2 separate regions of the Homo sapiens genome follow, and region 2 is linked to region 1. The links are chromatin loops, found by intact Hi-C in ENCODE. Cell type or tissue: natural killer cell. All regions are shown on one strand. Links, peaks and the distances in the headings refer to the core of each region. The heading gives the core; the rest is flanking DNA.

Region 1 (7,810 bases), core at 1,046-6,045:
CCAATGCTTTACAAAATGACCTATATGTACGTACTCTACAAATATGTCTGAAGTTGGAAGTCCAAAGAGAGTGTTTTCTGCCCAAAAAAGGAGGAGTTACGCATCATGTCTCTTGGAAACCTGGCTGAGACTCTTCCCTTTTGGGGCTCAAAGGAGGGTCTTACTTGGTAGGTGTCTCTGTGAGTATGTTTTCCCAGACAGGGGGATTAGGGAACGTGTGGAGGGTTTTGATTCAGAGGAATATGAATTTGATTTTAGCCAATGTTGTAGAAAAGCCATGTTAAATAGCATGACTTTTTCCTTTCAAAAGCCATGACACTGAAACAATGTGGTCATAGCTGTCTCTTCAGCATGCCAATAAAATAGCATGCCATTTCTGAAACAAAAATTATTCTATAAATAGCATGGAGCCATTCTTACGGTGGACATCAAAAATCATGTGGTCACTTTTTTCATATTTACAGGAAATAGGAGCACACAAAGATGAGCTCAGCTTTGAACAGTTCCATCTCTTCTATAAAAAACTTATGTTTGAACAGCAAAAATCGGTAAGATGATTCTTGAGCAAGTGATCAAGTGATGTTTCTGTTTTCCATGTATTTCCAAGTCTGGCATGTTCCTAAGAAACCCACAAGAAGTGTTGAATCTCCATTTTAGTCAAGGAAACATAAATGAGAATGATGAAAGCATACCATTTTCATCCATTAGATTGGCAAAATTCTTTAACCATGACAGAGCTGTGGGCAAAATGTAGAGAAATGGTGTTCATATGCCTTCCTGGTGGAAATGCGAATGGCCATAAGTTTGATTGGAATTTGATCTGAGTCTGTTAAAAAAGTGCAACTCACTCTACTGCATTATTTCATTCTGAAAGGAAATTTAGCAAATGGCTGTTATTATTAATAGCCATCTCCAGATTGAGGAATTATATATATGTTTCTTCTTTTTACACGTTTGTTTGTTTGTTTTGAGATAGAGTCTCACTCTGTTGCCCAGGCTGGAGTGCAGTGGTGTGATCTTGGTTCACTGCAACCTTTGCCTCCCGGGTTCAAGCGATTCTTGTGCCTTAGCCTCCCCAGTAGCTGGGATTGCAGACGTGCGCCACCACGCCCAGCTAATTTTGTATTTTTAGTAGAGATGGGGTTTTGCCGCATTGGGTGGGCAGGTCTCGAACTTCTAACCTCAACTGATCGGCCCGCCTCCACTTCCTAAAGTGCTGGGATTACAGGTGTGAGCCACTGTGCCCAGCCCTTTATATACTTTTATTCATATTTTTTATGAGGGCATATTTTTTGATTAAAATAATAGACTATTTAAAAATTAAGAGGGTGTATGTTTTGATCTGACAGTGGCATCCTGGGGACTCTGTTTTATGAAAGGGAAAACATCGGGGCCTGAGAATATATTATCGGATTGTTTATTGCAGCATTACTTATGCTGGCAAAGTACCTGGGCACCATCTGAATGTCTCAATGGAGGAATTGCTGGGTAAATTATGGTCTATCCATATTATGTGACATTATGCAGCTGATTAAGAAGCATGTGTCAGTTCTCTTTCCATTAATCTGAGATGATATTTGTGACATTTTGTGATGAAAGCCAGCAGCAGATTTACATCAGGAGTCAGGTCTGCTATTTTGTTAAAAATCATAGAATACAGGCCAGGTGCAGTGGTTGACGCCTGTAACCCCAGCACTTTGGGAGCCCAGGCGGGTGGATCATTTGAGGTCAGGAGTTTGAGATGAGCCTGGTCAACATGGCAAAACCCCATCTCTACTAAAAATACAAAAATTAGCCAGGCATGGTGGTGTGCACCCGTAATCCCAGCTACTTGGGAGGGTAAGGCAGGAGAATCACTTGAACCTGGGAGGCGGAGGTTGCAGTGAGCCGAGATTGCACTACTGCACTCCAGCCTGGGCAACAGAGTGAGACTCCATCTCAAAACAAACACAAAAACAGAGAATGCAATAATCCTCCTTTTGCTCCTTTTTATGAGCAAGGGGAGAGTATGGAAGAAAGCACCTCACATTTAATGTTGATTTTGTGTGTGTGTGCTGGAAGGGGTTGGGAAGATAGGCAGGAAGGATAGTTACCTTTTCTTTGCACAGCTCATTTTCTGTGATATGTTCCAAGTAACATGTTACCTTTGCAATAAAAAGTTCCATAGAGCATAAAGTTTTAAAATTGAGACTATTCTGTGCGATGCACCTAGCACAGTACCTGGTAGGTGGCACACATTCAATAAGTAGGGGCTGCTGTTGTTGCTGTCAGGAAAGGGCTTTGCAGACTGCAAAAGAGTTCCCAGAGAAAGGTGTGAGGGCTTGGGGAGTACCTGGAACTTGGAGTCAGGTGGCTGTGGTTTCTGCAGTTAGCTGCATGATCTTGGATGAACCACTGACTGCTCCTAGCCTCAGTCTTCTCCTCTGTGCAATGGGAGGTTGGGAGTTGTGAAGACAGGCATTTTTAAGTGATGAGCATGAATGTTCCTAGAAGACAGTCATTAATTGCTTTCTGCATGCAGAGCTGTGGGCTGGCCACACAGTGAGGCCACCTGATGGGTGACCACTGGCCGTGGGACTTTGGATGTATCTGAGTTAGAGAAATGGGAGGGCCATTTCCTATCTGCCCAGATTTGGGGAAAACATATTTCTTAGAGTGGATCATTGAATTGCAATGTGTTCATTTTTTCTCATATATAATAATTAGTTATTTGTTTGCCAAATGAAATAGAAAGATTGCAGGCTTGGGAGTTGGGAGAACTGGATTCTAGACCCACTTGACCTCTAACTGACCAAGTAATGTTGGGGGAAGCCATCTCTGTCCTCTCACTTAGCCTTTTCTATAAAATGAAGGTATTAAATGAGATCAATGGTTATAAAACTTTTAATACTCTTTAATCCCCTCTCCTTTAGACAGGAAACTGTAACAACCACAACAAAAACCATGATTCATAAAAGCTTATCAGAATACTTTTTAAGGTTAAAACCTGTAACTTTAAAAATAGTCCTTGAGAACAATGACGTGTGTCATTGAACATAGAACATGTCATAGAATAATGATGACAGTGTGCGTATGAAATTTGGAATGGTGACGATTGTCATCTTATGCAATTGACCAGGATTGAGAAAAGCTCGATTTACTCAAGATAAGTAGTTGCAAATAACAGTTTTTTTTTTTTTAATAATAGTTTACCTTGAAATTTCAAGATGCTGTGTTGTCAGACAGATGTCAGGCAAAGTTTGAAAATAAGATTTGCACATGGCTGGGAGCAGTAGCTCACGCCTGTAATCCCACCACTTTGGGAGGCCAAGGCAGGAGGATCCTTTGAGCTCAGGAGTTTGAGACTAGCCTGGGCAACATAGTGAGACCTAGTCTGTATTATTAAATAATATTAAAAATTAAAAAAAGAAGATTTGCACAAAAGCTGTTTCACCTGCTACCAGATTAACCCATTCATTGATGGTTTCCACTGTGGTAACATTCCACATGAGAGGTATTTCAACCTGTACTTTAATTATGGCTCTTATTAAGGCTAGTCTGTGTGTTTGTGTCTATGAGGGAGAAACATAAATTGGAATCAGAGTTTTACAAAATGTCAGAACCCTCTGGGGTGCCCTAGATTGCCCCGTGTGGAACTTTGTATGGCAAAGATTCTGCCGATACCAAAGGTTGACCCCTGGTGGCCAGAATGCCACATTGAGCCTGCCCCTGGTTGTACTTGATCTAATGGTTTAAATATGTTAAAAATTAATTGCCTACATTTAAAACTTGAGAGATTATATTATATATTAAAATCTAGATATTTGGCTTCCCTTAGGAAAAAAATCGAGATCTGGCTATAAATAGGGTCACATCTCGCCATGGAACGGTCCACTTTCTCTGTATTGACCCAGCCCCATACAGCTCTGTCTGCTCATTTATGTTGCTTACCTGACCCCAAAGAAGTTTTGCTTTGGCAACCCTCATCTCCACTGTTTGAGGGTATAACTCTCCAGTTTGGTCACTGCATTTTAAAAATTTAATTTAGTGACAGATTTGAATAACAAAGTCCCAAGCTATGTAGATGGCTTCTGGCCAGCTCTAAGAACCTCACTGCTGTTGTGTAGGTAAATGCCCATCCCCTAACCTGTTAGCAAATTGTTTACTTCCTGTTCCTGGCTGGAAGCACAGGGCAGAGAAAAGTACCTGTTTTGTGATTTGGGGGGAATGAGGGCCTAGCTGGATTTCTCAGGCTCCTGCAGGAGACAGAGCTATTTATGGTGACTTATAATCCCCAGAACTAAATCCAGGGAGTGGGTTCATGCTTATCAGCAGCCAAATGGTTTCCATCGTGAGCTTGCTAGTTCCTCTTTGTGTCTAACCACCTGCCTACGTTCCACCTCTCGAGCTTCAGAGTTTCCAAAAGTTTGGCAGCAGCAGGAGGATAAGAAATGTAATCTCACGTTTGTGTCTCCCTGGTGAGGGGATATACCTCTAACTAGGCTGTAATAACAGTATCATTAACAAAGATGATAGCCAACATTTTCTCAGGTGGACTATTTGCTAGGCACTATCCTATGTGTTTTTTTTTTTTTTTTTTTTTTTTTTTTTATTTGAGACAGAGTCTTTCTCTGTTGCCCAGGCTGGAGTGCAATGGCACGATCTTGATTCACTGCAACCTCTTCCTTCCGGGTTCAAGCGATTCTCCTGCCTCAGCCTTCTGAGTAGCTGGGATTACAGGCATGCACCATCACGCCTGGCTAATTTTTGTATTTTTAATTGAAACGGGGTTTCACCGTGTTGGCCAGGCTAGTCTCGAACTCCTGACCTCAGGTGATCCTCCCGCCTTGGCCTCCCAAGGTGCTGGGATTACAGGTGTGAGCCATCATGCCCAACCTGCTCTATGTGTTTTGTATACATTTAATTCCCCCCTAGAGGCCTGTGCAAGAGCTACTGTTGTTATTGCCATTTTAGGGATTAAGAAACTGAGGTCCAGAGAGGTTACTTTGCTGAAGGCCTGTTTACTGCAGGGTAGTAAGCTGCAGAGCTAGGATTTGATTTTCTGCCCAACTTTGACGCATAGCCATGGAATACTTCTTAATTTTTGAATCCTTTGTATTAAAGAAAATGTAAAGCATATAGAAGTAGAGAGAATAGCGTAACAGACCCCCATGTATCATCAGCTGACTTCAGCCATTATCACCTTGTCACTGCCCTCACCCAAGTCCCTTTTCTCACACTTTGCAGCAGACATCAAGCAGCGTATCAGGTCATCTGCCAATACTGTAATTTAATACCTGGCTACGTGACTGCTACCCTGCTACCTCCTGATCAAACCTGTGAAGTCCCCTGTGGTTACAGCATTCTTACATAAAAATAGAAAGCACTTGCAAAAAATCAAAAAGAAAATTGAGAAGGCTGCTAACGTATCTCTGGTTGTTCCTATGATCCAGTAAGGCATTGAAGGATTATTCTGCCGGATTTTACATGGGTGTGAGCATGGGGGAAGTGAGTGATGAGCGTTCTGTGACGATGTTTGTGGAGGAGCTCAGAGATCTTGCAGTTTATTCTTATTGTCAGTGGCTGGCAAGAGGAGAGTCCACAGTGGAGAAGTTAGATAGAATCTCTGGTTAGCTTTTCTTTTTCTTTCTTTTTTTTTTTTTTTTTTTTTGTTTTTGAGACAGGGTCTCACTTTGTCACCGAGGCTGGGGTGCAGTGGTACAATCATGGCTCACTGCAGCCTCGAACTCCCTGGCTCAGATGATTCTCCCACCTCAGCCTCCGGAGTACCTGGGACCACAGGCGTGTGCCACCATGCAGGCTAATTTTTGTATTTTTTGTAGAGACAGTTTCACCATGTTACCCAGGCTAGGCTTGAACTCCTGGGCTCAAGTGATCCACCCGCCTTGGCCTCCCATAGTGCTGGGATTATAGACATGAGCCACTGTGCCTGGCCTAGCTTTTCTATTGATGAGATTTTACCCTTGGCCTTCCAGAACCAAATGGTTTCTACAGCCTAAGTACCACTGAGTGCGTAAGACCAGCTTCGGTTGTGAAAGGGCGTGTGCCTTCAGCCACGTGGGAAAACTCCATTCCTTTCCCTCCCTTTCTTAGTGCCCTGGCCCCTGCTTCTGTGACCCCCGCCTCTGGCATGGCCCCTTCTCTTGTCCAGCTGGTAACTTCTCCTGGGGCCCGACTCAGAGATGACATTTCCCTGTAGCCTTTTAGCTACCAGAAGAAATTAGTTTATCTATTATTTTAGTCACTCATCCAGTAAATGTGTGCGTGACCCAAGAGGCACAGTGGTTAACAATACAGCTGTTTCTCCTGACCTCACTGGCCCTTTGCTGGGGTGGGAAGGTCCTGGGATGTTGCCCAGAGTGACATAAGGCCCAGTGCCACCCCTGTCCCTTGGTTAGGTAGAATCTGACCACATAACCCTCCATGGTAATGCCGAACATAAATTAACTGCTGCCTCCACGGTGCACCCGTAGCATCTAGAATATTCTGTGATTGCTGGAATCTCATTTATTGTGTGTACATATGTACGTGTAGTGTGGGATGCTAGAGATTTACCAAGGTGGGCCTGGGTTGAAATTCTGGCCCTTGGACTTGTTAGGAGAAAAGTCCTTGCCTCCCTGGGCCTGTTTCTTGTTTCTGAAATGGGGCTTATTTTACTACCTGATGGGATCAGCAGGAGGAGTGACTGAGACTGTCACCGTCTTGCCCCAGCTCATGGAGCCCATGTTCATTTCCTGGGGCCGCTGTGGCAAGTACTGCAACTCGTGGCTTAAAAATAACAGAAGTGTCGGGCACGGTGGCTCACGCCTGTAATCCCAGCACTTTGGGAGGCCAAGGCGGGCGGATCGCGAGGTCAGGAGATCGAGACCATCCTGGCTGACACGGTGAAACCCTGTCTCTACTAAAAATACAAAAAAAATTAGCTGGGCATAGTGGCGGGTGCCTGTAGTCCCAGCTACTTGGGAGGCTGAGGCAGGAGAATGGCGTGAACCTGGAGGCGGAACTTACAGTGAGCCGAGATTGCGCCACTGCACTCCAGCCTGGGCGACACAGCGAGACTCCGTCTCAAACAAACAAAACAACAAAACACAGAAGTTTATTCCCTCACTGTACTGGAGGTTAAAAGTCCAAAATCCAGGTGTTGGCAGGGCCACACCCCTCGGAAGGCTCCAGGGAAGGATGTGTTCCAGACATCTTTCATGGCTTCTAGTGGCTGCCAGCAATGCTTCAAGCATTCCTCGGAGTGTGGACACCGCCTGGCTGCTGGTGGCTGCCAGCAGTCCTACAAGTGTTCCTCGGTGTGTAGATGGCATTGCTCTTTGGTGTGCAGACACCATCACTCCTCGGCATGTAGGCGTCATCGCTTCTTGGCGTGTAGATGTCATTGCATCGCTCCTTGGCTTGTAGATGTCATTGCATCGCTCCTTGGCTTGTAGATGTCATTGCATCGCTCCTTGGCTTGTAGATGTCATTGCATCGCTCCTTGGCTTGTAGATGTCATTGTGCCAGTCTCTGCCTCCATCATCACATGGACCCCTTTTCTCTGTGTGCTTCTCTGTCTCCAAATCTCCCTCTTTTTTTTTTAATTTTTTTTTTTTTTTTTTTTTTTTTTGAGAGGGAGTCTCGCTCTGTCACCCAGGCTGGAGTGTAGTGGCGCCATCTCGGCTCACTGCAAGCTCTGCCTCCCGGGTTCACGCCATTCTTCTGCCTCAGCCTCCCGAGTAGCTGGGGACTACAGGCGCCCACCACCACGCCTGGCTAATTTTTTGTATTTTTTTAGTAGAGATGGGGTTTCACTGTGTTAGCCAGG
Region 2 (7,810 bases), core at 1,219-6,218, 76 kb before region 1:
CTCCTTAATCCCCGCAGTGGTCCAGTGAAGGGGGAGCTATCCCTGCTTTATTCATAAAGAGATTGAGTCTTGGGGAGATGAGATGACATGCCCAAGTTAAGGAAAGGGCAGAGCTACAATTTGAACTTGTTCTTCCCAGTTTCAGTCTCAAGTCTTCTTCCTGCTCTGTGTTGTTTTCTTCTCCTAAATGATCTCAAAGACGTATCAGATCTGTGTGTCATAAACACCCTGCCTGAGACCAAAGAATGGCAGCTTCATTTAGAGTTTCTTTGTGACAGCAGGACAGAAACACATGAATTCCTTACGTGTGCAGAGGACTTGCTCTGCCAGGTGCTGGAGGTACCAAGAGAAAGGAGACTCAGTGCTCATCCTAGAGGCGCCGGATTTGTGGGGAGATGCTAGGAAAAGACCACAAACACAGCCTGGAAAAGGGCTGTTGGGGACAAGGGTGCCGAAGTGAGAGTTTACTGTATTTTGGCTCATCCTGAAATCCACTCTTGGACTTCTTTTCATGGAAAAAATGAATATTTTTGAAAGTTATTATTTTATCAAAATGTTTTTGAAATAAATGTGAAATTACTATTAATAATAATAATAAATGAATTATTTTCTCGCTGGCATCTCCTAAGAAGAAATCCATTGTCTGAGGGTGGTCCCCAAGCCCCTGCAATGAAGCGTCTCATCAGAAATAAGACGCAACCAATGCCTGAAGTGTCCATAAATGTATTTGCCTTTCAGTTACTGGTATGCGGTGATGGTATAAAGAAGGGCTGTCAAATCCTGGTCCTGCACTTGGTAGGGGTGTGACCTTGGGTCTCTCATGTCACCTCTTTGGGCCTCCATTTCCTTATCTATAAAATGAGAATAGTTGAAGAACACACCCCATAAGACTCTTGTGATAAGTAAATGACGTGATATATGTAAAATCCTTCAATAGTATCTGGCACAGAGGATGTGCTTAAGTATTTTTTGCTCTTGCTGTCGTTGATGTCATCATTATCATCATCCAGCATAAAGGCAAGATGGCATTGTAGAAAGGATGGGATAAATACTACATTTTCCATTTATATGAGGATTTTCCTTCCTGCACCCGATGGATTGTCCTGCTCCCCCTGGAGTATGTGTCCTCCACTTTGGAGCATGCCAGTGTGAAAAGTAGAGTTGACATTTTTATTCTTGATGGTGCTATAGCCCTTCTCTTATGCTGAATAGCTGAGGAATTGCTTGTCTTGTTTTCAAGAGTTGTCTTCTATCCTGGATGACAACCTTAGAATGTTCTTAGAATTTGTTCCTTTGTTGATTTAGCAAATACTCAAAGAGGACCTGATGTGTGTTGGGCAATGTGCTTGTCACTGGGGATAAAGTAGTGAACAGGACCCTGAAGATCTCTAGAGGATCTTACAATCTTGTAGGAAAAGCAGAAAAAGTCAGACTAACACATTCAATCATGTTGGATCGTGATAGACGCTAGGAAGGAAAGGAACAGGGTACTGTAATAAGGAGTCATTAGTCAGGAGCACTAGCCTAGCTGGGGAAGGCCTCAGGGTGGCCTCTCTGTAGAGGTGATGTTTGAGCTGAGACTTGAAGGGTGAGAAGGAGGGAGCCATGGGAAGCTCTGTGGGGAGAGCATTCTGGCATAGGGCATAGCAACAAAGCTTTCCTATTAGTGAAGGTAGCCTAATTGCAGTAACAAGTTATTTCTTCCTGTAAGTTTATCTCTCACTCACTCAAATCATGATCCAGTGGGATTGGGGGTGGGACTCTGCTGTCTGATCACAATGGGACTCTGTGCTATCATCTCCAAAGGTGTTGGAGGCTACCGCAGGATCCTTTGTGTGACCACTGCATGGAGGAAGAGGAAGAGCAGAGGATGGCTCAGGAGGTTGGAGGTTTCTATGGGCCATACCTGAAGTGGATGTACCTGTTTCCTCCCACCTGCTTTTTTTTTTTCTCCCCAAGAGATGGGGTCTTGCTTATTGCCCAGGCTGGAGTACAGTGGTGTGATCACAGCTCACTGCAGCCTTGAACTCCTCGGATCAAGTGATCCTCCTGCTTTGGCCTCCCAAAGAGCTGGGATCACAGGCATGGGCCACTGTGCCCGGCCCCCTCCCACCTTCTATTGAACAGAATTTGGCATGTGACCAAGTGCAAGGGATGCTGGGAAACATGCCCTAGCCGCATGCTAGAAGAACAGGGCCTAAGTTGGGGGGCATCCTTCCAGGCTTTTCTGTAACCCCTAATTTTGGAGGGTACAGAGGCAGCTCTAGGTGCCCCAGTGAAGGCTGATAAGCAGGTTGATGGTAAGGGTTTGGGAGTCTTGTAGGAATCCAGGAGAATGAACAGTCTCATCGCTGGGCTGCATGGAAAGGGAAGTGGTGAGCCACTGGCACTGAGGACTTTCCTGTCTGTAACTAGAGCTGCTGATGGTGATGTCTCTTAGACAGCCTCATCTGCCCTCTTGGGTTTCTCTCACAGATGTGGCCCTCCCCTCCCCAGCACAGACTGTCTCCAAACCTTGGCTTTTTCTGTTGCTGCCACATCAGTGACAGCTTTGGTTTTGCAACCTCCCAAGGATGGACCCCTGAGAGAGAGGCCTCCTATGGGCCATGCCTTTTAAAGCCAGCACACATGAGCAGGCTGCTTTGGAGATCAGTATCCTTTGGCACGGCCAGCCTTTCCTGGGCATAGGGGTGGATTGGAGGTGGTCTCCTGTAAGAGGACATCGTCTGGCTCCCGGGCTGTGGGCAGTGGTGGGTGCCTGTTACGGATTGAATTGTCCTTACCAATTTCATATGTCAAGGTCCTAATCCCCATACTCAGAATGTGATCTTATTTGGAAAGAGGGTCTTTGCAGATGTAATTAGTTGAGATGAAATCATAATGGAATAGAGTGGGCCCTAATCCAATATGACTGGTTTCCTTATGAGAAGAGGAGAGAGAGACACAGGGAGAGAAGGCCATGTGAAGACAGATACAGAAATCTGAGTCATGCATCTGCAAGCTAAGGAACACCAGGGGTGCTCCCTCAGGAGGAACCAGCCTCGCCAACACTTTGATTTTGGACTTCTGGTCTCCAGAACTGTGAGACAAACTTCTGTTGTTTCGGCCATCCAATTTTTGGTATTTCATGAGTGGCAGGCCTAACACACAAATACACTCTCATGTAACAGGGGCCTGAGGGCAACGGGGTGAGTACAGGGATTGACCTACCCATTCAGCCACTGATACTATGGATGGGTTGTGGTTTGTCATAACGGAATTTAAGAGGCGTTGCTTTCTTCCACGTGTCATGTTATTTTCTAGCTGCGTTGGTTCTGGCCTGGGCCCTGAGGGTGTAAGAGGGAATACAGTGTAGTGGGTAAACGAGGGAGGCAGCATTTGTCCCTCAAAATAGCACCAAGTTCTGGGAATGCAGGTATATTTGGAGTTCCTGACAAGTCAGTGCAGGTCCAACGTCTTAGGGATTGTGCTGAGTTGGGGGAGGGATCTAGTTAAAGATGTCCCTTGGTGAATCATTTTTGAAAAAAAAAAAATTATCTCCACTACCTGTCCCCTAGTCTGTCTTAGATATAAATGCGGGTTTTTGTATATCAGGCTCGCAAAATTATGTGTCTTGATTTGTCTTGGGAGAGATTTAGGTGCTGTGCAGTTTGGGGTTGAAATCAGAAATCCTGGGGTTGACTTTTCCTGCTTTCATGCAAGGCCCGATCTTGGGGCCAGGCCTTCGGTAGTCCTGACCCACAGACTAAGAGTGCTGGGAGGCCAGGGACCCTGTCTGTTCTGTTCATAAGGGGGACTTCCCAGCACCTGGCCCATATCTGGCCTGTGGCTGGTGCTCCTCAGATACCTGGTTAACAGATGAATCAGGAAAAGGCCCTGGCTGCCCCTTTCAGCCTCGGACTTCCGGTTTCTTCCTAACCATGGCAGCAGTATCTGGGGTTGAGATAGGGCACCTCTGTGACAACTTCCTCTTTAACCATACACCGTGGTTCCACTCGTGGTCCTGGCACTTAGTGACTGTGTGACCTTAGGCAATCTACTTGGCCTCTTTGAGTCTCAGTTTTCTTTTTTCTTGTCTTTTTTTTTTTTGAGATGGAGTCTCACTCTGTCCCCAGGCTGAAGTGCAGCGGCACAATTTCAGTTCACTGCAACCTCTGCCTCCCGGGTTCAAGCAATTATTCTGCCTCAGCCTCCTGAGTAGCTGGGATTACAGGTACCCTCCACCTCACCTGGCTAATTTTTGTATTTTTAGTAGAGATGGGGTTCCACCATGTTGACCAGGCTGGCCTTGAACTTCTGACCTCAAGTGATCTGCCTGCATTGGCCTCCCAAAGTGTTGGGATTACAGGTGTGAGTCACCGCGCCTGGCCTGAGTCTCAGTTTTCTTATCTATAAGATGGGGTAATAGTGGAGCTTACCCCATCAGATCACTGGGAGGATTCAGTTTGTAAGTGATTGTCACAAGTCCAGTATGTACTTAACACAGGGTGCCTCCCAGCCATGCTGCCATATGTCTCCTCAGGCAGCAGGTGCCTGCATTTGTGTTTGCGTGGGGGACATGGGACAGGCTGAGACATAGCTCGCATGTGTAGGGGGTGTCCTCCTCCTGCTCTTCTGTAGCACACAGCTAGGGGTCCTCTGGGGTTAAGTGCTCTTGGACCTGAGCCTGGATATAAAAGCAGCCCAGTGCTTCTGGGAGGCTGGGGAGGCCTGGGCTTGGAGAAGGAGCGTCGACAGGGTGAAGGTGAAGTTCTGGAAATAGAAACAGTGATGATACCACATCACAGCCTGGGGGCCACTCCACTGTCACAGGGCTGTTGGGAAGAAGCTGTAAGGTGCTGCTTTCATCTATACAAGTTGTGCTGGAGGCCAGGGGTAGGCGTGAGTTTTGGGAGGTGAAGTATCTGTGTGTGTGAAGGATTCTGTTTTGAGAAAGAAGGAAATGGGAACTTACTAATTTGTAGAATGGAAACTAGCAAAATTAGGCAAGGCATGGTGAGAGCATGTGCAGCAGGAAGAGGAGACCCCGCAGAGCTCAGAAGAGGTGGAGGAGGGGCTGGCCTCCCCGGCCTCAGGACTTCAGGGATCCCACTGCGTCTTCTCTGCTCCTGCTTCGGCTGGATTTCACCGGCCAGGTGTCTCTCTCCCCAGCACTACCAGCCACTCCAGGATGTCCCTGGCCTGCCACCAGCCTCCACCAGTGGGAAAAGCCCCTACACCAGGTAGTAGCATGACTGAAGGAGGGCCCGTGTCCCTGGGGAGGCAAGAAGGGCCCAAGCCCAGCGTGGCGCAGAGTGAACGTTACGCCAGTTTCCTGTTTAGACAGCTCTGAGCTGCTTCCCTCTGGCCTTGCATATTTCTCCTAATTAAAACAACTGCTTTTTCCCCCTCATTATAGAAGTACTATGTGTTCATTGGTAGACACATTTTAACCTACTTCTGGGTGAGAAAAACAACCCCTTAGCCCCCGCCACCCCCCTACCCAGAGAGATGGTGTTAACACCTGGTGTACCACCTTCCAAATCTTTTTGTCCAACAAAACTTTATTCACAAGACATTTTCACAACATGCGACCCTTTTGTAATGTACTTTAGTAATCTGCCTTTTTCATTTTGTACTACTTTGTGACCATGTTAGTATTATTAACTAATTTATTTTAGTTAATGAATTAATTAATTTTTTGAGGCAGGGTCTTGCTCTGTCACCCAGGTTGGTGTGCAGTGGTGTGACCATAGGTCACTGTAGCCTTGAACTCCTGGCCTCAAGAGATCCTCCCATCTTGGCCTCCCAAAGTGCTGGGATTACAGGTGCAAGCCACTGAGCCTGGCCTGTTATTAATTTTTTTTTTTTTTTTTTGAGACAGAGTCTCGCTCTATTGCCCAGGTGCAATGGCACCATCTTGGCTCACTGCAAGCTCCGCCTCCCAGGTTCACACCATTCTCCTGCCTCAACCTCCCGAGTAGCTGGGACTACAGGCGCCCGCCACCACACTTGGCTAATTTTTTTGTATTTTTAGTGGAGATGGGGTTTCACCGTGTTAGCCAGGATGGTCTCGATCTCCTGACCTCGTGATCCTCCCACCTTGGCCTCCTAAAGTGCTGGGATTACAGGTGTGAACCACTGAGCCCAGCCTGTTATTAACTATTTTAAATGTCGATGTTGGTTTAAAAAATAATATGACAGACCCCACATACTCAAGAGCAAGGGATCCAGGGTCTGACTGCCTGGGTTCAGATCTTGGCTATGCCACTTATCCCATTTGTGGCCATGGACAAGTTACTTAACTTTTCATTGCACTCATCTGTAAAATAGGATAATAATGGTACCTATTACACTGGACTCTCATGAGGATTAGGGGAGTTAATTATGTATCATACTTTGGGTATCATAGTACCTGGCAAATATCCCAAGCACTCTATAAGAGCTACTATTGCTATTATTATTGTTTAAATTTACTTTTATTGTAAGTTCTGGGATACATGTGCAGAATGTGTGGGATACATAGGTAAGCGTTTGCCATCGTGGCTTGCTGCACCTATCAGCTCATCACCTAGATATTAAGCCCTGCATGTATTAGCTATTTATTCTGATGCTCTCCTCCATCCTTACCCTGCTCCCCAACAGGCCCTGGTGTGTGTTGTTCTCCTCCCTGTGTCCATGTGTTCTCATTGATCAGCTCCCACTTATGATTGAGAACATGCAGTGTTTGGTTTTCTGTTCCCGTGTTAGTTTGCTGAGGATGATGGCTTCCAGCTTCATCTATGTCCCTGCGAAGGACACGATCTCGTTCCGTTTTATGGCTGCATAGTATTCCATGGTGTATATGTACCATATTTTCTTTATCCAGTCTATTGTTGATGGGCATTTGGGTTGATTCCCTATCTTCGCTATTGTGATACTATTGCTATTATTATTATTATTATTATTATTGTTATTTCCAACCCTCTATGATAGGCAGAATAAACGCTCTCTGCTCCCAAGATGCCCTTGTCTTAATCCCTGGAGCCTGTGAATATATTACTCTATACGGCAAAATGCTCCTTGCAGATTGAACAGATCTTGAGATGGGGAGATGATCCTGGATTATCTGGGTGGATATGATGAAATCACAAAGGTCCTTGCAGGAGGGAGGCAGGAGGGTCAGAGTCAGAGTGAGACTGGAAGATGGCACCAGCTGGCTCTGAAGATGGAGGAAGGGGCCATGAATCAAGGAATGCAGGTGGCTTGTGCAAGCTGGAAAAGGCAAAGGAACTCATTCTCCCCTAGAGGGTCTGGAGAAAGCTTGTCCCAGTGATGCCTTGATTTTAGCCCCATGAGACTCATGACTTTTGCTCGTCTCCAGAGCTGCAAGATAATCAATTTGAGTAAAGCTATTATGCATGTGGGAATTCAGTAGCGTAGCGATTGAGAATAAATAACCCCCAACCCCGCAACCAACTTAGATGAGTTGTGATGTTTGCTTTGGATCTTTTTTGTTTTTAAGAAATAAAATATAGTTAAGTTCTCATAAGTACCCTTCCCTCCCTAGAGAAATCAGTATCATGATTTAATAATTATAATTCCCATTTCAAAAATTTTCATCCATGATTAACATATAATATGTTTTGCAGGTCTTTACATAAAAGACACTGCGTGGTGTGTATCCCTCAAGCAACTTGCATGTTTTTGCTTGACCTTGTGAAGATTTTCCATGTTGATGTAGCTTTATTTTAACATCCATGAGCAATTTCACTCAACAGTACAGCACGATAGATTGATCTGTCCTGTCAATGCTGGACATTTAGGTTGTTTCCAATCATGATACTCCCGA

The links. Hi-C counts contacts between places; a loop is a spot of excess contacts. Peaks named below come from ENCODE experiments on the same cell type or tissue, not always from the same donor. Only the 100,000 strongest peaks of a DNase experiment are listed, where the experiment ranks them.
Region 2: a loop joins it to region 1, with 2.9 times the contacts of the local background. A loop is called at or near these places in 19 of 110 quality-filtered maps.

What each region holds. Positions count from the first base shown.
Region 1 is chr16:81,870,388-81,878,197 of GRCh38, forward strand. It overlaps PLCG2 (phospholipase C gamma 2), which reads left to right. Exons shown (of 33, transcript NM_002661.5): 7 at 465-548. Among named protein-coding and RNA genes, the nearest start is that of PLCG2, 95 kb to the left of the region's middle. In natural killer cell, for the core only: CTCF peaks have their summits at 3,678 (motif pointing left) and 3,881; a DNase peak (open chromatin) is centred at 3,664.
Region 2 is chr16:81,793,761-81,801,570 of GRCh38, forward strand. The region is part of intron 2 of PLCG2 (phospholipase C gamma 2); the gene reads left to right. Among named protein-coding and RNA genes, the nearest start is that of PLCG2, 18 kb to the left of the region's middle. RefSeq lists enhancers at 3,885-3,934, 3,985-4,404, 4,675-5,284. In natural killer cell, for the core only: no CTCF peak of the experiment used is centred there; DNase peaks (open chromatin) are centred at 3,941, 4,691 and 5,281; H3K27ac peaks cover 4,330 bases.